Regions from separate parts of the Homo sapiens genome. Here regions 2, 3, 4 and 5 are each linked to region 1. A link is a contact called in ENCODE Hi-C or POLR2A ChIA-PET data. All regions are on one chromosome and are shown on one strand. Each heading gives the region's core, a stretch centred on a gene start or an enhancer-like site at or near the end of the contact. The rest is flanking DNA. Distances are from core to core; before and after follow the strand shown. Region 1 overlaps LOC105376360 (a long non-coding RNA gene). Region 2 has its middle 19 kb from the start of MIR6078. Region 3 overlaps LINC02668 (long intergenic non-protein coding RNA 2668). Region 4 has its middle 24 kb from the start of PITRM1. Region 5 has its middle 110 kb from the start of LINC00702.

Region 1 (5,555 bases), core at 2,824-5,323:
GCCCTGAGGCTGTTCAGAGATCTCCTGATGGATGCTGCCGGGGCCTTTATTGAAGCACAACGAGCTTTGCATGTAGTGGCGTCTGGAGGGTGTTTCAGGATCGCTCCTTTGAGCACACGGGGTGCAGCGAGGAGACTGCGGCTTCTGCTCCTGGGATGTGGGCTCCTAGGGCTTTCCACTGGCATCAGGTGGCCACACACCGATGGTAGCACTGACCAGCATAGTCTCAGCATGAGGCAGCTGGTCCGAGGTGCAGCTTAAACCTTTCTCAAGGGAGGTGCCAAGGTGCCACCACTGCTGGAGCCCAGGAAGAAGTGTGTGAATACTTTTCAGCCATGAAATGAAGGAAATCCTGTCGATTGTGATGACACGGATGGACCCCGAGGCGACTACGGAGCAGTGAGCATCCCCAGATACCGCCCAGCCTGGGAGGAAAAGGCTCTGTGGTCTATTTGCCTTATGTCATAAATAATGCTTATGACATAAACCTCCATGCCAGGCACGGTTTTCTGAAACTGGCCTCAGTCATCCCTGTCCCACATTCTCTTCTGGAAACGCCCCCTCCCCCATCAAGACGCAGCCTTGGACCACTCACCCCTTGCATTTGGGAGGGCTCATGGCTCACAGTCATGGTGGCACGAGAGGCTGAGCTACCCCAGGCAGGTGAGAGATGCTGCAGTGTCTGCCTTGTTGACAGCACGTGAGCTGTGGGCCCTGACGCCCCACGCAGACATCACTTGGCCTCTTGAACCGAGCCAGTGGGAGCCAAGGCCATGGAGAGGGCGCTCCCAGTGTCCCCCAGTGAGAGTCGGCCAGGCTGCCACGGCAACACATCACAGGCCGGGAGGCTTCAAAGATAGGAACCTGTATTCTCATAATTCTGGAGTCTGGGAGTCCAAGATAAAGGTGTCCTCAGAGTTGCTTCCTCCGGAAGCCTCTCTCTGCAGCTTCAGACGGCCGCCTTCTTGCCATGGCCTCACAGGGTCACCCCTCTGCCTGTGTCTGTGCCCTAATCTCTCCTTCCAAAGACACCAGCCAGATGGGACTAGAGTCCACCCTAGTGACCTCACCTCACCTTAATCACCTCTTTAAAGCCCCCCGTCTCCAAACAGTCCCATTCTCAGGCACTGGGGGACAGGACGTCTGCACATGGATTTGGATTTTGGGGGACATGATGCAGCCGAGCTGAGGTCCCAGACAATAGCAGCATCCTGCAGCCATGAGTGAGGTGGGCAGTTTCCTGCGGAAGACTCCAGCCCTGGCCCTGGGGCCACCAGACCCTGAGGACCAGAGAGAAGTGGTCGCTCTGTGCGTGCGGGAGCTCCTGGCTACAGAACCCGTGAGCAGAATACGGTGCATGTTTGTGACCTGTAGTTCTGGGCCCCTGGATGCTGATTATTCAGCCATGGTCACTGAAATACCCTCAGCCTGGGAGTTCTCATATTATCTCAACTAACCTTTGCGCACATCAAGGTGCCTGTCTCACGGATGAGGACACTGAGACACACAGGATTAAATAAACTGCCCAAAACACACAGTTGCTAAGTGGTGACCCGGACTTGAACCCAGTCTGGCTGACTCCCGAGCCGTTCCCCCCGTGGAGGAGGTCTCGGACAATGCCTGACTCCCGAGCCGTTCCCCCCGTGGAGGTGGTCTCGGACAATGCACAGAGACTCGGTGTGGAAGACCCGCGCCATTCCCACAGGCGTGTCCTGCTCTTTTCGGGACTGGCTGCAGAAGAGTCCCTGCCTGCAGCTCACCCAGCTCAGAGGATGCTGGTGAGGCCACGCCTCTGGCTGTTCCAGGCAGACCCAGCACCCATGTCAGGAGCAGCCAGTGTCTCCCCAGGACGGCAGATGGAGGCAAACCCTGGTGTCTGAGTGGCTTCAAATAGCTGTACACCTGGAAGCCTCAAAGTGCAGGGAACACGGCAGATGGGGGCAGGTGGATGCCCAGGAAGCTTCACCACAGTCACCTGGCTTATTTGCCCCGGCCGGGCCATTCACAAGGCTTGCTGCTGAAAAGGAGTAGGTAGGCTCTGCCCACCCAGCTTTGCACTGCAGGGCTGGCTCCAACCCACACAGGTAGGCAGCCTGGCAGAGGGGAAAAGCCAGCTCAGTCACTCTTAACCGCACTTGCCTGCTGGCTGCTGCTTCTTTTTCTTTTTCTTTTTCTTTTTTAAGAGAAATTGATTAAGCATTTTTCCTTTTTTCCCTGTTTCTGAAATATATTTGGAGGATACACTATTTCTATTCTGATACTCTCTCCTTAGAGGAAAAAAAAAGTTATTTTTCACCTATTGATGCAGCAAAACGGAACCAGAAGCAGGAGTTCCAAGCCAGCCGTGCCTTTCTCTCCACTTCCTTCCCTGGGTGCAACCACAGCGGCGTGGTAGTGACTGTGGATAGTAAGTTCCTGCATTGTGGCTCTTCTGCCCCGCGTCGAGGGCTGAGCTCCCTGCTCTGCCGATGTGCTTTGCCTCCTGGAAGCTTCAGACATGGAAGCCATGTTCTGCCAGACCAGGAGAAACCCCACTTTCATCCCACGTCTCTGGTTATCAGAGCATCAAATCCAAGTTTGACCTACATTACAGGGCAAGTCGGTCATGAGCACACACTGGACCATGACAAATTGATTGTCGTGACTTTATTGATGTCAAGGGGGATACAGTGCCACGATTAATAATTTACCCAACAGAGAAAAGCTTTTCTTGTCTCTGTGATGCCGGAGAGCCCAAGGTTTGATTGTTCCAAGTCCGAGCACTAAGGAGGGAGGTGCTCACACTTACAGCTCAGGTGAAAATCCACAGCAGAAGATTCCTGGTAGCCTCCTCTCTGCGTGCCCACAAGTCGTCGAGGCAGAAAGTGAAGTTTGTTCTCTTATAACAAACCATTTGGACAGACACTTGGTTTTTCTGTTCTCAGAATTTTTTCTGCTCTACCCAAACTAGGGGTTGGCGTTGCATAGGTACCATGGGCACTTGGGGAATGCCTGTTTCGTTTCATTACATTGAGCGGTGATAAGAAGATTCAGACACTAATTGGCATTTTCCCCTAAATCTCCATGGAAATGCAGTCTCTATTCCAGGGCACCATGTACTGCGAGGACTTTATACTCGCCCTCCGAGTGAAAGGAGAATGAAGGAATGAATACAGAGGTGGACAGGGTCATTTCTGTCCCATAACTGCATATTGTGGACATTTTTCTTTTCTGAGATGGAGTCTCGCTCTGTCACCCAGGCTGGAGTGTGGTGGCATCATCTCAGCTCACTGGAACCTTTGCTTCCCGGGTTCAAGTGATTCTCCTGCCATGACAGGCACCCACCACCATGCCCGGCTAATTTTTGTATTTTTAGTAGAGACGAGGTTTCACCGTGTTGGCCAGACTGGTCTTGATCTCCTGACCTCGTGATCCACCCACCTTGGCCTCCCAAAGTGCTGGGATTACGGGCGTGAGCCACCGTGCCCAGCCTTTTGTGGACATTTTAAACAGCAGGGAAATTAATCCTGAGCAATAAAAAATAAATAAATAAATAAATAAATCATGGTTTTTATTTGAATCTTAAAAAAACAAAACGAAACATGTTTTCACTTTTTTTTTTCCTTATCTAATTTGGCTACTGCTTCACTTTCTCTGCCACCTCTCTTACTGCAGTTTCAACTAAATGACTAAGCAAATTAGATCTTGAGTTGCTTTTCTGGAATGCGGAGAGTTGGAGAATCAGATAAAAGTCGAGGTATCTCTCTCTTCAGCAGCTTCCAGATCGGGGGCTGGAGCTGAGCGGGGGTGTTGTGCAATCCCGTACTGTTGTCGAGCAGGCTTCAGTTCAGGGAGACCAGGCAGGCTGAGGCCCAGGAGAGTGCCCCCTTGCATCTGCCCTGGGGGAAACTCTAGAAGGGGTAGAGAAAATCCGAGAAGAAAGGATATTTTTACACGGTAGGATTGTATTTTTATCCCCGGAGGCTTGCTGAACGCAAGTTTCTGGGTAAGTTACACAATACAGGAAAAGTAACTGTTTAGCGTATAGGTGATACGTGTTGGAGGCCAGAGCGCTCTGCAAAGCCCCGCCCCTGTGTGTGTTGTGTGGTCTGAAAACAAAGAGCAGGCATCACCTTCTGGAGGTGAGGCTGGCCCGGGACTCAGATGGCTCTAACTCTGCGGGTCGCCTGCCCAGAGGCTGCACTTCAGCCGGCGGGGAAGCCAGGATGGATCTTAAGTCATTCGATTCTCAGGCCATAGGTTGTTGCCAAACTGCAGCCTGGAAAAATAGTCTATTGATTTTCTGAGTCAAATAAAGTTATGTTAATGTAGAATTAAATAGATAGTCACATAGCTGTAACATCCCCAAAGATGGAAATACTACACATCAAATGTGCCTGTGGTCTCTTTGTTCATCTGTTCCTTCCTGTTCTTACTGCTATCAGAAAAAAACATACCTAGCATTGCTAAATAAGGCTTGAGAAACAAGCGTGTTTTGTAAATAGCACATCTTCGTACAAACTCATATAATATTTTCAAACCCTGAAGTCGCTTGCATTTTTCTTCGCTATTCACAGCAACTCTGCAAGATGCTCCTCACATTGGGTTTAAATTGTGACATCATATCCAAATTATGTCCCCTTGGGCAACTCAACTAAACTCTTTTCCCCGTTTCTTCATCTCTAAATTGGAATGATAATACAAGCTTCCTCAAATAAATCAAAGTGAGAATCAAACCAGCCTGGCCAACACGGTGAAATCCCGTCTCTACTAAAAATACAACACTAGCCGCGTGTGGTGGCGGGCACCTGTAATCCCAGCTACTCGGGAGGCTGAGGCAGGAGAATCACTTGAACCCAGGAGGCAGAGGTTGCAGTGAGCTGAGATCGCATCATTGCACTCCAGCCTGGGTAACCAGAGCGAAATTCTGTCTCAACAAAAATAAATACATGAAAAGTCAGGTTAGGTATGTGGGTGCTAAGAACCACATGCACATGGAACTGCTTGCCGCTGTCTCCGTTATTTACTAGAGGAAGACACTGATATGGCGCCCAAGCCTATCGCTGGTCTGACCTTTTCACACCATCACAGAGGGGATATGAGGTTGGACGTGTTCTCCCTGCCAGCCTTGCCTTCTTGCCGTCACAATCATCCCTCTAGATATGCCTGCAACAAGGACCCAGAGTCCTAGGTCTTGGCGCCTTTGCTGCCGCCTCCCTGGGAGGGGTCACCCGGCACACCGTGACCTCCTCACCTCACCCCTCTGTAGCCTTCAACCCCAACCCCCCTTCTTCGCATGACAGTCAGAGTGAAGAGAGAAAGTATGATTCAGATGTGTCTCTGCTATTCCACGCTCCCAAAGGCCTCCTCATGTCTCTGGGGGCAAAAGCCAAAGTCCTCCCACTGGCCTTCAGATGCCCCACAAACCCACCACTCCGTCCCTCTGACAACATCTCCTCCTGCTCTTCTGGATCCAGCCACCTCCTTGTGTGTCTTCAAGCTCTGCAGCCTTCACAGGGGCCCCTCCTGCCTGGAGCACTCTTGCTGTGTATCTGCGTAACTTGCCTCTCCACCTC
Region 2 (6,082 bases), core at 1,961-4,460, 300 kb after region 1:
TTTAGTAGAGATGGGGCTTCATCATTTTGGCCAGGCTGGTCTTGAACTCCTAACCTGCCTTGGCCTCTAAAGTGCTGGGATTACAGGTGTGAACCACCGTGTCCAGCCAAGACATCATGTTTTAAACAGTCTTGAATCATTGGAGTTTGTCATTTTATGTTAATTGTGACTCAAACACAGGATGTCAGAGTGACCTGTGGGTCATTTTGTGTCCTTAGGAAGAGTGATTCACGGCCGGGGTCTGGGCATCTCTGTTTTTCTAGCGCTTTGATTGTTTTGCCCCTTCTCCAGTGCCCAGCATACCACCTAACACACGGCAGGTGTTCCTTAAGTATTTTGGATAAGAGAATGACTGTATAAAGTCAAGTTTAAACTACATCCAGTGTGTGTGTGGTGGGGTGGGGGGGAACACGTGTGTACAAAGAAGGTTGATATGGCTTCGGACTAAGAAAACATTTGCTTTCTGGTCAACTTCCTTCCTTTACATTTTGATGTAACACATTTCTGTCCTACAAAGAAAAAATGGCGCTTGAACATGGAACAAAAGTATCTTTTGTAGCATAGGATTCATTCTTAGAATAATTTTACTGCTTCACTGATCCCTGTTTCTGTCTCTGCACTCTTGTTTCTCAACAACAGCAAATACAACAACAGATACTAATGACCATTCTTCACAAACTAATTTATATCTCAATTTTTAATATATATGTTACATGTGGTGAATCGTGGCCATGCATATTAACATGGAAAGCTCTGACTCCTTACATGCACACATGTTAAGCACTGACTGTCCATATGCATATGTGCGAAGTGCTGAATAATTGGTGCATTCCTACTTGAGCTCTCTGCAGAGGCTGATTGGAAATATCATTCTCCTGGGATGTGTCTCCCTCGTCTACCTTGTCATTGGGGTAACGACGCCATGCCTAGGATGGAGCACCTTTCCTCCACCTCTCTCCTGGAGACTGCAGCGGTGTATGTTTTGCACATATTACAATGAATAAATTAAGTGTAAAAATAACACTTCAAGAATGTTTACCACTGCTTTAAGTTAATGGATTTCAACAAAGTTATCACGGCATTTATCATTTCTTTTATCTTGGTGATGGAAGTCTATCAGAAGCTATCTTTACAAATAAAACACAGGAGAGATTTGTGATGATATTTTGAATAATGTATTAAAAAACACGTTCACTCAGAAACTGAATGCATGCAATCACACAATAGGAGTTTTACCCTACATTCTGGATATAAATACTTAAGCTTTCACTTCAGTTGTTTGGACAACACAATAGAAGCATAAACTAGCGGGGAAGAACAGCTAGTCGACTGAGCAGCTAAGACCTACATGTTATATTTGTTTACTTTAAATGAGTCTTTCAGTCTTTATGAAAGTGAAACCACCTTTGCAAAATAACTGAGGAAATTATGACAGTCCAAGGAATCAGACCTAACCGACCCTATCTTGCTTCTAACCCTTAAGCTGTCCTTGTTCATTCCTCGGCGTAGGCCGAACTAACTTTGGGAAGGAATTCAGTTCATGGTTTGACTCTGAAACATAATTGATAACAGCCCTTTCCAGAAAAGAACCCCTTCTTGCCTGGGGACCAGTCTGCCTCTGCAGGACTAACAAATTAGCTACAAGGTTAGAAATTACAATATAGGGGTCATGCAGCCTCTGGCTCCAAGACTCTGAACCTCCTCGAATTGCTCCTGGGGATAACATCACTATTGTAAAACCTATAATCAGTGCTTGAGATATGTTGCAGATCCTGCACCTCCATGGATCAGCTGACACCACCCAGAACAGTCATCTGGCCCAACCAGTTCTGCCACCCCACCCAGGAACAGAAGACAGCAAGAAAACCTCACTATGACCCTCTATGATTCCATCTCCAACCTGAGCAATCAGCACTCCCCACTTCCCAAGCCCCTACTCACCAAATTATCTTTAAAAATTCTGATCCCCGAATGCTCAGGGAGACTGATTTGAGTAATAGTAAAACTCCGGCCTCCCACAAGGCGGGCTCTGCGTGAATCACTCTTTTGCCATTGCCATTCCCCTGTGTGGATAAATCGACTCTGTCTAGGCAATGGGCAGGGTGAACCCATTGGGCAGTTACAAAAGCAACCGAGGATTCCCAGCAAAAGATAATGTGGAGAGTATTCCCTCCCACCCAGGGTACCCTGTTCTCTTCATCCTGTGTGCCCTTGTTCCATCACTGAAATCCAGACCTTTGGTCTTAAAAATAAAAGCCAGAAATTAGCTACCAAATGTTGGCAGTTTTATAAGCTACAAGAAAGCAATAGGCTGCTCTTAAGTTTGCATTTTGTGTCAGATATTGGCTAGGGTTAAAGGTTCAAGTAAATTTTATGCCTTCCACTATTTTGTTAGGGTGAGGAGACAATATTTCTAGCACTTTTCCAATGATCAACTAAATATGACATATTTATGCATGAAATTTCTTGCCTCTGGATTTAATGAATATGACTTTTAATCCTAAGGATGGTTTTATCATCATCTAGCCAAGATTTCACGTTTTCGCTGCTTCTGTCCGAGTGGTCAAGGAAAAGATAAATGGTAAATTGAAGGTTTAAAATAATGATTTTGTCAGTAAATCAGTAAATACTCCATATTTGATGGTGGCTATGACTTTGAAAAATTTTAAAGTTTGTGTTGAAAAAATGTGGCTCTTCTTCGTCTTGCACTTTTTTCTTCTGGGTAACAGTAAGATAACATTTTTTTTTTTGAAACAGAGTATAGCTCTGTCTCCAGGCTGGAGTGCAGTGGCATTGATCTGTACTCACTGCAACCTCTGACTCCTTGGACAAGTGATTCTCCTGCCTCAGCCTCCTGAATAGCTGGGATTACAAGCACGCACCACCACCCCCAGCTAATTTTTGTATTTTTAGTAGAGACATGGTTTCACCATGTTGGCCAGGATGGTCTCGATCTCCTGACCTCGTGATCTGCCTGCCTCGGCCTCCCAAAGTTCTGGGATTACAGGCGTGAGCCACCGCGCCCGGCCAACATTATTAGTTTTTAATCACAGCAATTTTTGTTAGTAACAAATTTAAACATACATAGTCCTTTTGCTCTCTAGCATCTACAATACTCTTGGTTCAGGATTTAAGAGGTGTTACACCCAGATGTGACTGTCCTACGTGTGTGCTCAAGGCTACATTAAGAATTTTTTTCTCTTTCCTGCCACATCTTTTCTTCACCCTGTGTTTGCCTGTGCACCTGCCTCTTCTGGAAGCAGCTATGAGGACAGGGTTTCCCCATCACCCGTGCTCACAACCCCACACAGTGCCTCCCATAGAGTGGGCTTAGTCCATTTTCACTTGCAAAAGAAAACACACTGGCTCCTCTGTGTAATTCTGAATTTTAGAGGAGATCTTAATTCAGTAAATTACTATTACGTTTTGAACTTGAATAATGAATGTAAGAAAAACTGCAGTGCATGAGACAGGAAAGCTACTCCCTCTCCACTGATAAATACTTATCACTTGGAAATAAAATTTTTAAGCAATCAGAAGGAGACTTCATGTAGAAAATGGGCCTGGCACTGTTGTCCTGCAATGGAAACGGAGGCTTTGTCTCCAGGGTTCCAGGAAATGTTTCGAGTTAACTCTAACAAGGCCATATTCTAAGCATAAAAATTTAATGACGATACATAATTTTAACAAGTCTGAAGTCACTGATTAAAGAAAATTAAAATGGTGTGTATGGTAGGTGCCTTAACTCTCCTTAGAATATAGAAGATTATTGATACTGCAATGAAAAAAATGGCTATCCTGTTTTTAACCTTATTTTTTAAAAGAAAAACTGAACAACATGTTTGACATTTGCCACCACTTTTGGGTTTAGTTTTACAAGGTTATTAATCACAGCACACTTTGATACTGGGGGAAAGAGGATTGGAGTTGAAGTAGAAAAGCTAAGGCCAAGCCATTCCAAAATAATGAGACTTCTCTTTCAAATATGATTTTAATTATAAAGCTATCTCTGACTTTCTGCAGTATCAAAACTTGGTTTTCTTGGAACTCAGATTATACTAAGAAAAAGGCACAGAGTCAATCAAAGATACACAAACCCACTTCCTCTGAAGATGTAATCACACAGTCCGCACCTCACTGTGGGCCTGCCAGCCCCATGCCCAGGGCCCTGGCTTCTCGATGACCAAGCTTTGTAAGAGCCCCAGAGTTTCCCATTGGTGCACACTGCCCAAGGTAGAATGAAAGGGAAAATTCCAAAGAGGCCAGAGAAGTATTTTCTTTTTCATTGAGAAGAAGAAAGTCATCTTAAAGTTGCATTTACTTTTTCCTTCATGAAAAGCAAACACAGAACAAAACAGAAACAGAATCAAAATCAAACCAAAAAACCCGGGGAGAGAACTTGACGTCCTGGGGCAAAACCTGAAGCATCTCAGTCATTCCTCCAGCAAAAGAAGAAAAGTCAGAAAGAATCCCTGAAAACAAATCCTAATACAGCCATGTGCGTGGTTGGCCTCTGCCCACAGGGCTGCAGCCTGGCTTGGGGATAAGCCTTTTGATGTATGTGGCTTTCTTAAAAACAAGGAAATCCTGTTCTGCTAAAAAATGTCCAGTTGCTGTGGTTCTAAGAAATTAAGTAGCCTTGACTAAGTCAATTCTATATTATTTTAGTTAAAAGAGAAAAAAGAAAAACTTCAATCACAATGGAAGCATTTAATCTCATTGATTATTTAATCAAAATATATTTAAGTCATACGGAGGACCAGTTAGCTAGCTAGAAAGATGAGCAGTAATCTTATGGGTTGAGGAAAACAAAAACAGAAGAGGAATAATTTGGGTTTCCTCATCCTAGTCAAGTTTTCTTTTCCTTTGAAAATGCTGTATTAGCATTTAAGGGAGTCCGGTCTTGGTTCTCCCATTTTATGCTAAAGTTAATTAAATTTTGTCTTTGTATCTAATTATAAATGTCACAAATAACTTTTTAGTAGCTAAAAGTAGTTCCACTGCAAATCCCTATATTTTCTGTTAATAGTGATATTAACTAAATAATAGAGATGTTTATCAGGATAGTAGCTATGTGTTTAGGCAAAGCTGTTACCCAAATAAGTTACAAGCGTCTTGATGTAGGTTTTGCTCATGAGCATGTTTTTCACTCAGATAAAGCAAGTTACTTTAAAAGGTGAGCCCATTTTGCTAAAATGACTCCCAGAAATCCATTCAAACAATATCATATTTCTGAATGTGAAACCCTTTTATTGTTATTATTTTAATTTTAACCCTTTTATTATTATTACTTAATTATAATTTGAAGTAAGCAGTCTTGCTTACTGACGTATGTGTCTGAGTAACTTTTCAGTTGTGTTTATCTAATAACCTTTATGGGAAAGGAATCTTTTTGCCTAAAATTGTAGTTAGCCAGAGAAATGTTTAAAGGACAACCAAAATTTACATATATTATAAATATTATATATATTGTAATAATATTTACACATGTAATATTTGTATATATAATAGTATTTACATATACACTATTTGTGAAAGAAAAATATCTTGGGCCCCCAAATTATCCCTCATTAAGCTAAAAGGATAATTCAAGCTGGGAATTGCTTAGGGCAAAGGTGCTTTCCCTTCTATTCTCTCAGCTCATTGAGATAAATGCATATCTGATTGCCTCCTTTGAAAAGGCTAATCAAACACTCAAAAGAATAAAACCATTTGTCCCTCACCTACCTGTGACCTGAAAGCCCCCTCCTCACTTCCAGTAGTCCCACCTGTCTGGACTGAACCAATGTTCATTTTACATATGTTGATTAATGTCTCATTTCTTCCTAAAATGTATAAAAGCAAGCTGTGCTCTGACCACCCCTTGAGCACATGTCATCAGGGCCTCCTGAGGCTGTATCATGGGTGCGCATCGTCATCCTTGGCAAAATAAACCTTCTAAATTAACTGAGACATGTCTCAAATTTTTGGGGTTCACAGGTTTATACATATATTATATACTATATACACTATATTATATATTAGATACACTCTATTAGCTCTTTGGGCAGAGCTAAGATAGAAGAAGAGAAGGAGTTTTGGA
Region 3 (5,231 bases), core at 531-3,030, 430 kb before region 1:
CCCCTGACCACAAACCCTAAACACACCCGGGGCTCCTCCAGCGCCGAGTCCCCCACGCTTCCTCACCCCGCTCAACACACATCTTCAGTCTTGCACTTTTCTCTCTCTTTTTTTTTTTTTTTAAATTTTAGATGAAGGGAAAATGGTTTCACTCTATAAACCACTTCTTGTTTAGGGATATGTCAAAAACACAGTTAAAATTCATTCTCTTCTTTACAGTGAAAATTCCAGAACAGATGGAACACATCTTTTCCCACTTCAGAGCGCGAGGGGGGACGAGGAGAAGCATCCTCTGTGTCTCAGGAAGCTGCGTCATTAGTTCGGGGTCAGGATAAAGGGGAAGGATGAACGCATTTGTGTGTCAGGCTGCAGGGCACCCGCACGTGGAGAGAGTCTGCAGGCCCTCAGTCAATCACACCGATGTGAAAGCGAGGATGGAAGGGGAGGGAAATTACATTTACCTGTGTCCTGGCTGCAGCCACGATGGGTGCTGGGGAAAGTCAGGAGGACTCGGGATGAGAAAGAGGCAGTAACTCCCGGTGTGTTCTGTCTGGGGGACCCAAGAATGTCTGCACCATCACTTCTCGGTTCTCGCTGGATGTAGCGTGGGGCTCACTGGGGTCACACACCCTACGGGATTTTGAAGTTTCAAAGACCTCTGGGTTTTATTTGTCTCCTGACCTGCCCGTGTTCATCCAGGTGTTAATCTGCCACCATGCCCTGCCTTGCAGCGCAGGGAAGACCGCAAGGCCGCAGCACCCTACGCCCCGGACGACCCGCCGCACAGGTGTGAGGCCATCGCACCGCGAGGGAACGGTCACTAGGTGTCGCCGTCTTCCTCGGAATGGAAGCCACGTTTCTCCTGCACCGTTGAAATGGACTGGAACAAAATTTTCTAGACTTCAAGGAAACCATCCTTTCTAATAACAATGAGATGGTAATTAGTAGGGGAAGTGGCATAAAATTATTTCACCATTTAGTGAAACCATGATTCTAAACTACAGAAAAAACTGTCTTTTTTAAAGCTCATTCAGCCGGGTGCAAACCGCCTTGCTGGCGGGCGGCACCTGAAGGTGACCTGGCCTTGTCCCCCCCTCCATCCCCCCAGTTTCCTCTCTGTGGTGAACGTGGTTGGGGTTCACGTCTCACCCCCCATGCAGACCCCAGCAGATCCTGAGGGCAGCGTGTGGACCATGTCCGAAGGGTCCAGAGGAAGATCCCACATGTGTAGAATACAGACCCATGGCCCCTGGGAGAGTGAAGGACACGCAGATGATTGGCAGCGGCCACTTCTCACACAAGCAACCCCTCTCTGTTTTACTGATGAGAAAACAGAGGCTTAGAGCGATTGTGTAACTTTCCCACAGCCAAGTTCAAACTCAAAGTGGGTTTCAAAATTTAGGTTTGTCCGGCTCCGAGACCCGTGTTCTCTGCAGGGCACTTAGAGGACTCCTGTGCTGACCTCTCAGGCAGCCTTCTACGAAGGGACGCGGAGAATAACAGGAAGGATTTCCATTTCCTTTTTCTAGGAAAAAAACAAAAGGCAAGAGGTAGGAATTCAGAGCTAGAGTCGCTTTACAATTCGGTTCCATTGTCGAGACGGAGAGATTCCACGACCATGACAGAAAGTGAGACTATTTAGGATTTGCCAAATAGGATGTTTTCTGAACCAATCAACATAGAACGGAAATGAGTTGGGACAAATGGCAGTGCAGTGAGAGGAAAGGTGAGTCTTCCAGCAGCCCTGCCTCCCTCATCCTGGGAGGAAACGTCCGCAGAAGCCGGGCTCCCCTGTGCCTTCCCCAGCCCTGCCTCCAGGAAGCTCTCTGAGCATTTCCTACAGACCCTGCCCCATGCTCTTCTCCTGCCGGTTTTCTCCACGTGGTTTTCTCCATGTGCAGAAACGATGATTCGGGTCTGGCACAGTGGTTCATGCCTGTAATCCCAGCACTTTGGGAGGCCAAGGCAGGTGGATCACCTGAGGTCGAGAGTTCGAGACCAGCCTGACCAACATGGAGAAACCCGTCTCTACTAAAAATACAAAATTAGCCGGGCGTGGTGGTGCATGCCTGTAATCCCAGCTACTTGGGAGGCTTGAGGCAGGAGAATCGCTTGAACCCGGGAGGCAGAGGTTGTGGTGAGCTGAGATGGCACCACTGCACTCCAGCCTGAATAACAAGAGAGAAACTCTGTCTCAAGAAAAAAAAGATGATTCGGAGCTGCCTGGAACATGGAACAGCCCAGCGAGTCGCTGGCTGCAGTTCTCAGACCCAGGCTCTGCCGATCTCATCCCAGGCTGGAAGAGTTGCCACCAAGGCGTGTGGGTGCCATTTGCTGCAAAAGTTCTTATGGAGAACCATGACACATAACCGTGCCAGCTTCTCATGCCGGGAGACCGCAGCGCCTCTCCACACAAGTGGGGCCTTCCTTCTGCACTTTTATTCTGCAGTTGGGCTCCCGCTCCAGGGGGCTCCGTGTTTCTAAGAACCACAGCCCAGCATCATTAAAGAAGGCATTATTTTGTGTTTAGTAGAGCACTAAATTGGTGAAATATAGTTGTGATTCTGGTAGTGAATATCCCTGTTGCCACGGTAACGATATTATGTCATGGGAGGCTGTCTCGAGTGCTCCTGGGAGCAGCCAGGTCTCCGTGAGCTCCTGTTTACTCTAAAGACTCCGGCAGCCCACATGTGTGCACGCTGAATAAAATCGTGCTGCGGGACCACAGTGCGGGGAGGCACCGACTCTGTCATTCTGTCAACGCACCGCACAGTCACGAACATCAGCATTGACATGAAATGGACGGTTAGGGAGCTGCAAAGGACTCATGCTCCTCTATTGCACGAATTTGTCTTTTCATATTCAAAGTACTTGTAAGAGCTCCAAGTTCCACGTACTCAGCCACTAACCTCAGGCATCTGCACGGGAGACTTGGTACACAGGCTCACATGCATGCACGCACACAGGCACACGTACAAGCGCCCGTGTACACACAACAGTGTACACATGCGACACACATTCACACACATGTGCAGATGCACACACACAGATCAGTGTGAGGAAGAGTCAGGGGTTCATGGAACAGCCCCTGCTCTGCAAGCCATGTCTGGCCGTGTAGGGGAAAGAGACAAAACAACACGCTGGTTACCTTGGAAGAGGAAAGAAAGGGAGAGACCTGCAGGTGTTGGGCGCGACACAACCCAGAGCCACCCTCGTCAAGGGACCCTCTCCCTGCTCGATGCATTCCTCCCACCCGACATTCAGTGAACACAGGGAGGCTTAGTGTGAAGGACACCTGCAGTGTGTGTGTCTGTGTGTGTGAATGTGTGTGTGTCTGTGCACATGTGTGGTGTGTCTGTGTAAGTGTATGTGGTGTGTCACTGTGTGTTCTATGTGTGGTGTGTGTTTATGTGTCTGTGTAATGTGCATGTGTACTGTGTGTGTGGTGTGTCTCTGTGTGTGTGTCTTCGTAGTATATGTATGTGTTGTGTGTTTGTGCATGGTGTGTATGTGTCTGTGTGGTGTGTGTGTGTCTGTGTGTATGTGTCTCTGTGAATGGGTGTGTGTGCATATGTGGTATGTGTGGTGTGTGCAGCAGTGTGTGTGTGTGCACGCATATACACTGTGTGTGGTATGTGTGGTATGAGTGTGTGTGTGAAATGTGTGTGTCTGTGTGGTGTGTGATTGTGTGTGTCTGTGTGAATGTGTGTGTGCATATGTGGTGTGTGTGGTGTGTGAGTCTGTGTGTGTGTGGGGTGTGTATGTGTGGTTTGTGTGTTGTGTATGAGATGGAGAGAGGCAGGCCAAGGCGGGGAGATCGAGGAGGAGGAGGGGCTGGTGGGTCGGTGCTGCCAGCACGATGCTAGGAGTGACCCGGGCGTGTGGGAGGGGTCCTTTGCCACCTGGACCCCATCGCATGCCCTGAATCTCATTTTTGAACCCAAAGCTCAGAACGCTTCCTGGCTGTCTGCCCATCAGTTTCAGCCTTACCCTGAGCAGAAAGAGCTGCCGGGGTGGGGGGTGGGGGCGGGGGGGTTCTGCATTCTAATGGGGCGGGTTCTGCATTCTAATGGGGCGGGTTCTGCATTCTAATGGAGTGGGTACGGGTGACTTCAACAGTGAGTCTCAAGTTATTGTCTCTCTGGGAAAACACGCCCCCGTGACCTTCCCACCAGCACTGGGCACTCCAGGGGGTTTTGGGACAGGGCTTTCTGCAGGGTCTTGAGCAGCTGGCATCTCACCGACAGGTGTCTTCTGGAAACCTTCCGTGAAGACCTTCCCCTGAGGAAGCCAAGTCACCTGAGCTTTCTTCCTCATCGCTAAGTATAAACATCAGTGAAAAATAAGTGAATGTGGTAAGCTTTAAAACGGCAAACAAATGAGCCAGGCGTGCTGGCGCTCCTGTAATCCCAGCTGCTCAGGAGGCTGAGGCGGGGGAATCACTTGAACCTGGGAGGCAGAGGTTGCAGTGAGATCGCACCACTGTACTCCAGCCTGGCGACAGAGTGAGACTCCGTCTCAAAAAATAATAACAATAAATAGCAAACAGCAGAGAGCATCATCTTAAGGTTTTGAAAATACATACGTATTACTATTATGTTTAATACAGTCATACTAGGAGCACAGGTTAAATACTTCTGTGACTTCACAGGTATTCCCTGTCTCCCCTCCCAATGCCATTATGTGAACCAATAAAAGTGCAAATGGTTTCATCCCTGGTGGCCCCAGAGTCTCAAGAAGCTGAAAAAATTCCTAAGTTGCCTACAGGTTACAGTGATTGACGGAGAGAATGGGCATCTTTTAAAGTTAGTAAGCTAAGAAGGAAATATATGAAAATGAAAGTTAGGAAATGAGATAATTTCTTAAGGTCATAGAGTACACCTGGGCCCACTGATAATATTTTGAATGAAAACGGAAACGTACATCCCAATTATCGATGTTTTTGTACACACAATGCCAAACATCTTGATACTTAGACCCATAACACTTTAGCTTCAATGGCTTACGTTTCCCTGGCATGATGGGTGCCAGCCATGGGTCCGTCCCGAAACATGCTCCAGATCTGATGCTGAATGGCACTTTGGGCCCGGGCCACACCCCACCTTGTGTGGATTAAATGTGCTATCCCTTGTTGTTGGTTGTGCAAATTTTCACACTTTTTCATGCGAGACAGCTTTTGGAGTAGGATAAGTTCTGGCCTTTGAAAACGTACAATATCCTTTCTCACAGGT
Region 4 (5,552 bases), core at 2,452-4,951, 470 kb before region 1:
TCAAAAGGCAAATGCCATTTGACTGGACTACCTTCTAGCTATAGTTTTGACAAACCACTTTTTGTGTAGAAGGGCTACCCCTCCAGTAACCTTCCCTCACTTTGTAGTTTTCGGGTGCCTGGTGTGTCCTGGGTAAGAGAAGAGTGACAGCAGCTGGTTTGAATGACGCTTTCTTAGTGGACGCCATGGACATGGTGTCCATGAGCACCACAGAGTAAACTAAGGGACCTCTCATGTCCACCCAAAGGTGTGTTACTGCACAGAGGTTTATGCAATGCGGCTTTGCATCACCAGACAACCCCGAACTCCATAAATAGCAGCGAGACACGTCAAGAGAAAGGGGAGTAGGGAAGCCGAAAATATGTCCTTTACATGTGGAGAAACATGGCTTCTGGGGTCACCTGTCTGTGTCTCCCTCACTTTAACTCCTGGCAGTTGATGGACATTGGAAAGCCACCATCTGCCTTCCAATTTCCAGGGAACAGGAATCTTGTTTCCACCCACACAATGCATTGCCAATGTTTAGTATTGAGAGATAAAGCCTTATTAGGAAACAAGAGAAGTTTAAAAATAAAGAAAAAAGAGAAAAACGAAAATATCTTCTGAATATCTATAGTTCAGTTTAACACGAATTCAAAATAATATGCAACGAATTCATGATATTGAGATTTTCAAGTATCCTGGCTGGGCACGGCGGCTCATGCCTGTAGTCCCAGCACTTTGAAAGGCTGAGGCAGGCAGATTGCTTCTGCTCAGGGGTCTGAGACGAGTTTGGACAACAGAGCGAAACCCTGTCTCTACAAAAAATACAAAACATTAGCTGGGTGTGGTGGCACATGCCTGTGGTCCCAGCTACTCGGGAGGCTGAGACGGGAAGATGGATTGAAGCCGGGAGCTCAAGGCTGCTCTGCGCCACTGCACTCCAGCCTCGGTGGCAGAGCAAGGCTCCGTCTTAAAAAAAAATTCTGTTCAGGGAAACAGGGAACAATGAACTGATTAACTCCACTTCTACCCTCTTACTGTTTTTTCTATTTGTCCTCACTGAAATTTGTTACTCTGTCCTCTGACTGGAGGCCCTGGTGGCTCCTGGGCTGGGCTGGGGCCCCCTGTGTGCACAGACCCCTTTGGGAAATGGAGTGGAAACCTGAGAGTTTGTGTCCTGAAGAGTCAGATGGAAGCTCAGGAGCCAGCAGACACTGAGCACCTGTCTTTGTCACCACACAGGGCTCTGCCCATCACAGGAGACACTCAGGGGCTCAGGTTCCAGAACTTTCCCCCGCTGGCCTCAGGCCGGGGGAGCAGCTCCCCTTCACCCATCGAGAAGGCCTGTGCAGGCTCTAGTGTCCGGGAGAAGGGCCATGTCTGCCTCACTTCCATCTTCCCAGGAGGTCCTTCTGAAAAAAATGTCACTATCACCCCTGTTTCTATTTCAGCTTCCCGTTGTTTTTCTCAGTTCATTGGAATACGGGCCTAGAATTTCCATCTCAGCATGGTCTCTCTCGTATTCTCCCACTTGCTGGCGGTCTTCCAAGAGCCATCCCAGCAAACGCTGGGGCATTTTTGTCCAGTTATGCCACCAGCCCACCACGGGGACCGAGCCTGGACCTTTGGATCAGAGCTTTATTGGTGAGGCCAACGCAGAGGTGGGTGATTCATCATGGATTACCAGGGTGGGCTTTGGAGCCAGGGCCCTGGGTGTAAGTTCAGCTCTACTTCTTAAAGCTGTAGGACCCGGGCAGGTCCCTTGGGGGCCCTGTGACTCTGTTTCTTCTTCTACAAAACGACAATGTTCACGGAAGAGCTCCTGGCTCAAGCGTTATCAAGATTCATGAGTACATACAGGTAAAGCACCCAGCACAGAGTATCATATAAATGCTTGTTGCTATGAATATCATCCTATTCCCTGGTGGTGTTTGGGGAACCTCTTTTCCCTTCTCTCCCGGGTAGATTCGCCTGCAGTGAGTGGGAGTTCTGTGGCTCCTGGGGTCATCGGCTGAGTCCCTCTCCGGCTTCTCCTTCCTGACTGTGAATTGCTGTGTGGCCACGCTTGGGTGTGTCTCTCTCCATTCTCTGTTGCTCGTGGCAGCTGTCGCTTTGGAGTCATGATTCCAGTTGGAACTGAGAAGCAAATACTGCCCACCTGGCCATGGACACTGGCTGCCCGTTCAGAAGCTGTCCAGCCACCAGCAGCTGCCCTCTGAACGACTGCCTTCTAGAATGTCTAGTTTGCCAAACATCAATTTGTTAAAATTACAGGTTTATTGTTTCTTTGAAACCAACTTACCCCACATCAGGCCACAAACTGAATATGTAATTCCAGGGTACTGAGCCTGGCTGGTGTTGACGCTGCTTCACTTTCTTGTTTTCTTTTTTCTTTTCTTTTTCTTTTTCTTTTTTTTTTTTTTGAGATGGAGTCTCACTCTGTCACCCAGGCTGGAGTGCAGTGGCACGATCTCAGCTCACTGCAGCCTCTGCCTCCCAGGGTTCAAGCAATTCTCATGCCTCAGCCTCCCAAGTAGCTGGGACTACAGGCGCCCGCCACCACATTCGGCCAAGTTTTGTATTTTTAGCAGAGATGGGGTTTCACCATGTTGGCCAGGGTGGTCTTGAACTCCTGACCTCAGGTGATCCGCCCATCTCGGTCTCCCAAAGTGCTGGGATTACTGGTGTGAACCACTGCGCCCGGCCAACATTTCACTTTCTAAAGCCACATTTTTAAGGTACGCAGCCCACGCTTCATGCCGGGCCTGGGAGGGGGTTCCTGGTTGTAAACCTGTCTCTGACCTCCCAGCTGGCTCAGAGATGTCCCCAACCCAGAGTCCAGAGGACAGCCCACTTTGGGGAGGAAGCTCGCTTGGGGTCCTGGGTGTAAAGCCAGCCAAAGCAACACCACATTTCTGGCCTTGGCTGGAAAAGGGCAGCTGAGAGCATCACCCCTGTCTGCCGGCCACGGTCTTCTCTCTCCTCTCAGAAACGGGTCTTGGATCTCTTCAGATCGTGTGTCCATCAGGCTAGACTGGGAACCAGTTTTCAGTTGTAGCCTTTCTAAAGAGGCGTCACTATTGTTTCTGTTTCTATTTCAGCTTTCTATCACGTTCCCTCAGTCCAGGGAGACCTGGGCATGGAATTCCCATCTCAGCTCGGCCTCTGCCGTGGTCTGCAACTTGCTGGCGGTCTCCCAAGAGTCATCCCAGCAAACGTGGGGGCTCTTTTGTCCTGTTATGTGAATGGCCACCACGGGGAACATTCCCGCCCACTGGGGCCTGTGGGGGCTGTGTTCACCCCGGGGTGGGGAGGGGGGTCTGGCCCTGCAGGTGGGTCCTCAGGCCCCAGGCAGGGGTGTCCTTGGATGAGCTGTCCTGCTGGGGGGCCATGCAGAGCTGCCGAGGAGAAGGAACAGGCAATGAGGCCGAGGCCAGGGGCGTCCCCTCGCTTCCTTCCAAGGCTTCCTTCCGGGACCTCTCATCTTGGAGGCTGCTTTTTCTTTTGGTTCATTTCATCTGGATTTTACCAAGGAGAAAAATGCACTGGGGGAAGCAAGGAGTTACAGGCCGAGGGCTGAGTGGTTTGCTTTAGTCCTGCACACCCCAGACACCCCGGCCGCTTTCCCAGCAGTCCAGGAATTAATTCCAGGAATGCTCTGCGTCCCAGCCTCCTGCAGCGGGACTCTCTGTCCGCTGCTTCCAGCCGAAGGCCACCGGAGGGCAGCAGAGGCCTGGCTGAACCGGGCCGGGCGCTGCCGAGACTCTGGGAACGTCTCCCACTCAGTCTCCCTCGTTCTACAGCTGGTAGCAGGCAGGTGCTGCTGGTTCCTTCCATCAGGAGGGAGTGACCGCTGACCATTGCGTTACCACATGGAGCAGCGAAAGGAGACGTCCCCATCAGGTCTTCCAGCAACGGCAGCTCAGAATTTTCACTGGGATCTCTCAAAAATGCATTCATTTAAGGGATAGCTGTCTGTTTGTGGATTTCTTAGGGTTGAGTCATTACACGAGGCTTATCAGGGACAGGGATCAGTGCTTCGGTGTCACTGGTGAAAAGAAGCTCATAAAACAACTTTCGGGATTAGCTCATTCGCCAGTGATTGCGACTGTGGCAAACCACACTGCCCCCAGCACGGCGGGTGTCAATTATGTGACACAGACTCTAAAACGAGGTGATGTTAAAGAGGCTTCATAAAATTGTCTTGTATACAACTCCCAGAATATTACTTAGGAATATAGTTCCACTGAGTGCAAATGCAGTCAATATTTATTTGAAAATGTGAAAATCTAGCCAATTGGATATATGCAGGTGATTGAGATAATTCAAACTTTAATGTCTTTTTGAATATTGCATTCTCTTGTTTATTCTTTGGCATTTAAACCAGTCTGAAGCTCAGCTGATTCTCATGATTTAGGATTGGAATGCCCAGTGTTTCAGGTGAATCGTGTTTAGGGCTAATTTGGGCTCTGAGAAGGGCCCATTCGTTACTTAAGAAGTGCTTGGTTGTCTTAGCCAGCTCGGGCCGTGACAAAATACCGAAGACTGAGTGACTTCAGCAGCAAACAGGGATTCCTCACAGTTCTGGAGACTGAAGTCTAAGGTCAAGGCACCGGCAGATTCACTTGCTGATGAGGGCCTTTTCCTGGTTGAGAGAGGGCACCTTCTCACTGTATCCTCACATGGGGGTGGGGGAGAGAGAGAGAGGAGAGACAGAGAGAGGAGAGGGAGAGAGAGAGAGCTCTGCCCCCTTCCTCTTCTTTTTACAGCGCTGGTCCCATCGTGGGGCCCCAAGTCATAGCTTCATCCAACCCTCATTGTCTCCCCAAGTTCCTGCCTCTAAATACTGCCATATGAGGGGCTTGGGCTTTGACATGAATTTTTGGGGTGAACACAAGCATTCAATGCATGCCCAAGGGGACACTGGTGGTCATGTGATGGCCGAATTGTGTCTCCCAGGAAATCCTACATGGAAGCCCCAACCCCTGGGACCTCAGATTATGACTGTATTTGGAGATAGGGTCTTTAAAGAGGTAATTAATGTAAAATGAGGCCATCAGGGTAGTCTCTAAACCACAGGGTTGATGTCCTGATAAGAGGAGGAGATTCGGATGCAGGTGCACACAGAGGGACGACCCTGTGAGGACACAGGGAGAAGACGCCGTCTGCAAGCCATGGAGAGGACTCAGGATGAACTGGCCCTGCCCACACCATCATCTCAGACTTGCAGCCTCTAGGACTGTGAGAAATACCTTGCTGGGAGTTAAACCCCCAGTCTGTGGTGCTTTGTGGCGACAGCCCTCGTGCACAGAGACACCAGGCTGGGGAAGCGTGGCTCAGCCTTGAAGAAGCAGCAGAGAGATCACACAGATGGAGACAGATGTGGGGAAGGGATCCAGCCACTGGCCTCAGCTTTTCTGCACCCCCTTAGCTCCTGCTGACCTGGAGGTCTCTCCCAGCCTGGGTTTAGTTTTAGTAGAAATCGGGGCAGCTTTCTCACACATTCAGGCAGAACAAACACAGAACAGACGGTCACGTGCACGGATGTCATGGGGCAAACTGAAGCACAA
Region 5 (5,898 bases), core at 1,551-4,050, 460 kb after region 1:
AAGATAATAATATCGATTCTTGCAAAATATAGTAATTGAGAAAATTAATCCTTTATCACAAACCCTTGTAGCAGAGCTTATCTCTTCATGATCTTTTTTATCCTACATATACAAGTATTGTACCTAGGGTGGACACATTCCTCCTCTTACTTTCGGGTCTGTCCTACTCTGTCTGTGGAGTAGCCGTATTTTCACCACTTTACTTTCTTAATAAACTTGCTTTTACTTTGCACTGCAGACTCACCCTGAATTCTTCCTTACGCGAAATCCAAGAACCCTCTCTTGGGGTCTGGATCAGAATCGCTTTCCTGTAACAACTGGGGCCAGAAAGAAGAAACAATAGAAAAACTGATGAGTTCACATGATGTGACTTCAGATTAAGGATTTAAACACAGGGAACTTCATTATCCTGCCCATTGAAGACTAAACCTGTCCTGTTCAGGAAGTTAGGCTATCTCTCTCCTGGTTCCTCAGAGGGCAGAGAACTGCTCAGTTTGGGTTTGGGTTTGGTAAGCCTGGGTGACCCCACTATGATTTGTCTGGTCTGTTGCGATCGCAGGAGTTTAGTCCAAAATAATGGCCTCAAATTTTGTTGAACAATCTATACGGAAAGCAATATCCACCTCTGAACATTTCACAAAACACATCAGTGTAAAGTGTTGAGAAATCTTTTTAACTTAAAAAAAAAACAAACAAAATCTCAAGATTTCACAATGTTTTTTGATTCTGACATCTCTCCCTCTCCCACCTCCATCCCCTTCACTCAAGGTGCACCTATCAATAGCTTGAAAAACACAAGTGTGGGATAGGCTGTTTTGGATCATAAAGTTCTGCTCAAAGGGTGAATCCATTAGCCACAAGTCACTGGAGCTACTGTCTGCAATGACAAATTTGTTTCCACTAATTGAGAAGCCAGTAAAGGCATCAACTACAGATGTAAAATTTTCTTCATGTACAAGAAGGGGGAAAAAACAGTAACTCCACTGTGGCACTACCACTTTGCACTTGCTATTTATGGGATGGTTTTCTTCACAAGGAAAAAAAAAAGTACAAGTGGGAGCATTGGCAACTGTTAATTACAATGAGATAATGATCATTCGATAAGGAAAGAAATGGATTATGAGTCAAAAAATAAATATTGTGGAATCTGCGTGTAACACAATGTTTATTTTGGCACTTTGACTCTCCCACTAAATGATCTACGGGCAAAATTCAGTTGCAGACCTGCGATCGGGGGCTCCATGCCCCTATGACTTGTGCTGTCTAGATGGTGAGAGACGCTGAGAAGCGACCGCAGGAATCCCATCCTAGAGTGGTGGCCTCCTCTAGAGTGGTGAGACCTGTGACTGACTTATTCTAACCAATGCAGCGGCAGGGATGGCAGGTCCTTGTCTTGATAGAACAGCTGCTTCTGTGGCAGGGATGTGGTACAGCTGCCACAATATCATCATGTCTGTGATATGAGAGATCGAAATAGACACCCCTATATCGACAAACATGGACCCTAAGCTAAAGGGAACGGAGTTACCTATGTCTCAAAGGTTCAGAGCCTGGCTGGTGTGGCAAATTTCCAAATTTACACAGGTACAAAACAAACCACACTCGCTAAGCTCCCTCACAATGGTTGCTATCAGACCCCTCAAAGCTCTGATTTGCAACCCAGACCACTACCATTCTGATAGCTTTACAAACATTCTTTTCTGATAAACAATGGCAGACTTGAAGGCAGCTTCAGCAGCTTATAGAGGCTGTGCACAAACTGTTTTTGTTTCCTGCAGTTCATCTGTTGACATAAAGGGCTAATCCCACCTCATTTTAATGCTGAAACCCTGCCCCAAAGTGAACACGGGATGTATGTTACATACACATTCACCCATTGCACATGCGTTCCACTCTCCTCTTAAATATGTATAGCTTTTCCCCCAAACTTGCAGACCATGTGTGAGTCTATTGTGTAATAAGACCCCATGAGGCATAAAACCAACCCCTTCCTTCCTTCCTCAAAGAGAGAGCACCTTTGCCTCATTCTACGTAGTTCCTGCTGGAGTCTCCTGTGGTTGTGGTTGGGTCGTCTAAATTACTACAAAGAGCAAAAAAGCTCTGACATAAAAATGGTCTCTTATTTTCTTAATCTTTGTGTTTCTCAGGTGCACTGTTGTGAAGAGACCTCAGCATACGTGTCCAGAGCAGTTAGTAAACATTTAGTGAAAATCCATAAAGAATTTGTAAATGCTCTCTCTATAAATCCCTACCTGGACTCTTTCATTTTTTCCCCCAGTTTCCAGTAAGAGTACAAAGTTATGATTTTTACACGAAGATTTGTTTTCATCCCCTATTACTGTACCTTATGACATCCTGGCAAATAATAACAATAAGAAATGGGAACGATAACAGTAATTCTACTTTTGAAACACCTTTTGTCTGTAAACATATATACACTTTCTGTAAGTGTCAAGGGATATATTTAATCATGATACTAATCCCCGAGAACTTTGTGTTTTGTCTCAAAATTCAAATAGACACAGGGCCCTTTGTTTGGACTTAGTTGGTTGCACAACGCTTCCAAAGTTAGCGTGTACTGTGAAGTCAACTGGGATTTTCAAGACATTTTTATGTACACTAAATATGTCTTAACATGATCTTAATGAAAGATGTAATAATTGACTGGCAGATGGAAGAGGCAGCAAGAAAATTGTAGTTTAGTAAAATAAAGTTTCACATTACTATATCAATATTAGGTTTTACACTAAAAGGAAAGCTAAATTTAGGAGCTTTATTACATACTAGCATTGACATGAGTCATTTCCTCTCCATTAAAGCAACCAAAACCCCAACTTCCTATCTTAGGCTATAATCTGCACCAGCCAGCAGATTTCAGATCTCAATTCTGCATGTTTGAGTTCCTCAAAAAAAAAAAAAAAAAAAAAAAAAAATCTCAGTTTAAGTTTGTACTTTCAGTGGAATTTTAAATAATTCCAAGAATGAGAATAGCTAACATCAAGCATCAGATATTAGTCAGAACAGTTTCACTTTGAGCAATAAAATTAGATCTCAGTTGAAATTTGCAGATACTGGGAAAGGAAAAGTGAAGTACTTACATCTTCACAAAATAAAATGACTTGTATCAAATTGAGCACACCCACTAACACAGACACTCACAGACACACACAGCGAGACAACACAGAGATACAGATGACACACACACACTCACAGACATATACAGCGAGACAACACAGAGATAGAGGACACACAGACACACTCGCAGACACACATGGAGATAGAGACAGAGGCACAGACACAGACATACACCAACACAGACACAAGCAGAAACACAGACACAGACACACACACACACACAAGGAGATGCACAGAGACACAGACACACACACACACACCAACACAGACACAAGCAGATGCAGAGACACAGACACACACACATAGACACACACCAACACAGACACACAGAGACACAGGCACATATACACACACCAACATAGACACAAGCAGATACAGAGACACACACACACACGCACAGACACCAACACAGATACAAGGAGATACACAGAGACACAGGCACACACACACACAGACACACCAACACAGGCACAAGCAGATACACAGAGACACAGGCATACACAGAGACACACCAACACAGACACATGCAGATTGTGTGAGACAGACACACGTGCACACAAACTTCACCAACACGCACACACCCAATAATGATAAATGCTTCTCCACTTCTGTGTTTTGGTGACACTAATAATCTTGTACTTTCTTTGACACAGTAGCCCATTTTCTGTTCAAAAGCAACAGAAAAATATGTCATCTAGTTTACTGTTTTTAGAATTGTAGGATATTTTTGTTTCAGCCTCAATAAAATTACTTCTAAGTCCTTCTAAGTTTTGAGTGTCTTCTAATTTCTTCATTCCTCTAATGAAAGGTCCGGTCATGTGTAGATATCACCCCTGTGGGGACCCCCTCACATTGCACCTGACCTTGGCTGTGCTGCTGTCTGCCTGTGGATGGAGTGGATTGACAACGGTGGCATTCACATGATGAGAAAAATGCTCCTGGGGCCGCGCTCCTGGCGAATGGCTTTGGAAATCAACAAAACACAGTCCCACTTTTGTCTGTGACCAGTCTTCATGGCATATCAGTTAGAGTGGTGTGCTAAATTTTGAGACCAGGTGGACAGAAGTGAGTTAAATGTTTTCAAGTGATCAATAAAGACAAATACCTTTATTGGGTACTCATCTCAAGCTCTAGGAATGGAAAAATACAAAGATGCGTAGTCCGTATTACTCCTTCAAGGAGTTTAATAATTAATTGAACATAAAATTCCTATATATGTGTATAAATACATATATTTTAATACCTACACAATGAAAACATCATTGTGTAGCAAGTAGTCCTGTAGGAAGGTTAAAACCTTGTTTTCATCCTTATCTTATTTTTCTCACCTCTCGTAATCCAAACTATTGAAGGACATTGTTGAAGCGAGTAACAAGGACTAAAGGACCAGAAGGTCACAAAAAAGAATGCATCACTGAAGAAATAAAAAACTAAATAAATGACTCAACTTTTTCTCACAAAGCTAGTCAATAAATTCAATGTTTTAAATGTGACCTGTGGACACCATTTAGACAGGTTTAGAAATATTGTATGTTGTTGAATCTGAGTCTGAATGGATTCAATGACCTTGTGAAGGAAACAATGACCCCTATTTTGTCTAGTGAAACATGTAGCATTTACAAGCAGAACCTACTCCAATTAAAATAGAACTAAAATTAAATTACTTAAGCATCCAGCATACTAAAAAAACTAAAATCATCATTTTACTCACAAGGTAGAATCAACCTAAGTTATTTATCTCTGTATCCAATCCTTAAATACTTCGTTAAACTTGCAAAATTTTAAAGTTGAATAAAATTCATCAACGTTTATCTGAGTGTGTTTCTGCTGTGTGCACATATAATTTAATATAATAAAATACTTATTGGATTTTGACATTAATTTTCATCTTAAATGAAAGCTGCTGCTATTTCTTAAATTAGGTAGACAACAGAGCAGTCTCTATTATAGTACAGTTAAAATCCTCCTCTGTGAGCCTATCTTCTGTCCTGGAATACACATTCATTCACTAAAGGTTAATGAGCACCTACTAGTCCACCAACTTGTGTTAAATCAATTTAAAAAAATTCCAGCCCTCATGGAGGATACTTTTTACATAATTAATTATAAATATAACATGTAAGTAAATTATATGGTATTCCAGAAAATGATAAGTGCTAAGAAAAAAATAGGGTAAGAGGTATCTTAAATGTTGGGTTTTGAGGGGTTGGGTTGGAATTTTGAGAAGAAAAAAAAACTGCTTAGTGTAGACCTCTAGTTGAGGAGATAACTTTTGGTAAAATCTCCATCATTAAGAAGGCCCTAGACTTTGGACTTCTCAGCCTCCATATGTATAAAAAAAATTCCTTTTTAAAATAACTTTCTCAGTTTCAGATATTCTGTCATAAACAACGGGAAATGGACTAAGACACTGGAGCCCAGGTAACATGACGCAGGGGGAGATGGTGATGTCTTGAGTGAGAGCAAAGACCTTCAGATGAGATCCAGTGCGTTCAGGGTGGTATGGCCACAGACAGAACAAAGACCTTCAGGTTGTAAGTGCTCTCATTCTGCATCTTGAAGGAAAAGACAAGTGTCCTTCAATAGTTTGGATTACAAGAGTTGAGAAAAATAAGATAAGGATGAAAATAAGGTTTTAACCTTCCTACAGGACGAATTGAACAGAATTTTGATCAATGGAGAGTGTGTGATGAGTACTACAGTAGGATCAGATAGAAGGGAGAGGACAACACCTCCGTTTTAGAAGTAATAAGCTGGGTATTT

Evidence for each region. A loop is a pair of places that touch in the nucleus more often than their neighbours do. ChIA-PET counts read pairs that join two places held with the same protein, here RNA polymerase II (POLR2A). Pooled maps may share reads with other maps.
Region 2: a loop to region 1 is called in a map of naive thymus-derived CD4-positive, alpha-beta T cell, with 2.5 times the contacts of the local background. The contact joins two enhancer-like sites. A Hi-C loop is called at or near these places in 1 of 168 maps with a recorded cell type or tissue (naive thymus-derived CD4-positive, alpha-beta T cell) and 5 of 50 pooled maps. POLR2A ChIA-PET finds 5 or more read pairs at or near these places in 2 of 52 experiments (CD4-positive, alpha-beta T cell and activated CD4-positive, alpha-beta T cell).
Region 3: a loop to region 1 is called in a map of A673, with 4 times the contacts of the local background. The contact joins two enhancer-like sites. A Hi-C loop is called at or near these places in 1 of 168 maps with a recorded cell type or tissue (A673) and 4 of 50 pooled maps. POLR2A ChIA-PET finds 5 or more read pairs at or near these places in 2 of 52 experiments (A673 and H1).
Region 4: a loop to region 1 is called in a pooled map, with 4 times the contacts of the local background. The contact joins two enhancer-like sites. A Hi-C loop is called at or near these places in 1 of 168 maps with a recorded cell type or tissue (posterior vena cava) and 4 of 50 pooled maps. POLR2A ChIA-PET finds 5 or more read pairs at or near these places in 2 of 52 experiments (OCI-LY7 and activated CD4-positive, alpha-beta T cell).
Region 5: a loop to region 1 is called in a map of naive thymus-derived CD4-positive, alpha-beta T cell, with 3 times the contacts of the local background. The contact joins two enhancer-like sites. A Hi-C loop is called at or near these places in 1 of 168 maps with a recorded cell type or tissue (naive thymus-derived CD4-positive, alpha-beta T cell) and 5 of 50 pooled maps. POLR2A ChIA-PET finds 5 or more read pairs at or near these places in 1 of 52 experiments (HEK293).

Annotation. Positions count from the first base shown.
Region 1 is chr10:3,664,723-3,670,277 of GRCh38, forward strand. The region is part of intron 1 of LOC105376360 (a long non-coding RNA gene); the gene reads left to right. Among named protein-coding and RNA genes, the nearest start is that of KLF6, 120 kb to the right of the region's middle. RefSeq lists an enhancer at 3,621-4,122. Within about 2 kb of position 4,074, at least 17 of the 41 ENCODE cell types and tissues checked have a DNase peak (open chromatin) inside an H3K27ac peak, as active enhancers do; they include CD4-positive, alpha-beta T cell, where a contact is called at or near this core.
Region 2 is chr10:3,968,706-3,974,787 of GRCh38, forward strand. No RefSeq gene overlaps it. Among named protein-coding and RNA genes, the nearest start is that of MIR6078, 19 kb to the right of the region's middle. Within about 2 kb of position 3,211, at least 4 of the 41 ENCODE cell types and tissues checked have a DNase peak (open chromatin) inside an H3K27ac peak, as active enhancers do; they include CD4-positive, alpha-beta T cell, where a contact is called at or near this core.
Region 3 is chr10:3,238,978-3,244,208 of GRCh38, forward strand. The region is part of intron 2 of LINC02668 (long intergenic non-protein coding RNA 2668); the gene reads right to left. Among named protein-coding and RNA genes, the nearest start is that of LINC02668, 16 kb to the right of the region's middle. Within about 2 kb of position 1,781, at least 5 of the 41 ENCODE cell types and tissues checked have a DNase peak (open chromatin) inside an H3K27ac peak, as active enhancers do.
Region 4 is chr10:3,193,836-3,199,387 of GRCh38, forward strand. No RefSeq gene overlaps it. Among named protein-coding and RNA genes, the nearest start is that of PITRM1, 24 kb to the left of the region's middle. Within about 2 kb of position 3,702, at least 7 of the 41 ENCODE cell types and tissues checked have a DNase peak (open chromatin) inside an H3K27ac peak, as active enhancers do.
Region 5 is chr10:4,128,916-4,134,813 of GRCh38, forward strand. No RefSeq gene overlaps it. Among named protein-coding and RNA genes, the nearest start is that of LINC00702, 110 kb to the right of the region's middle. Within about 2 kb of position 2,801, at least 8 of the 41 ENCODE cell types and tissues checked have a DNase peak (open chromatin) inside an H3K27ac peak, as active enhancers do.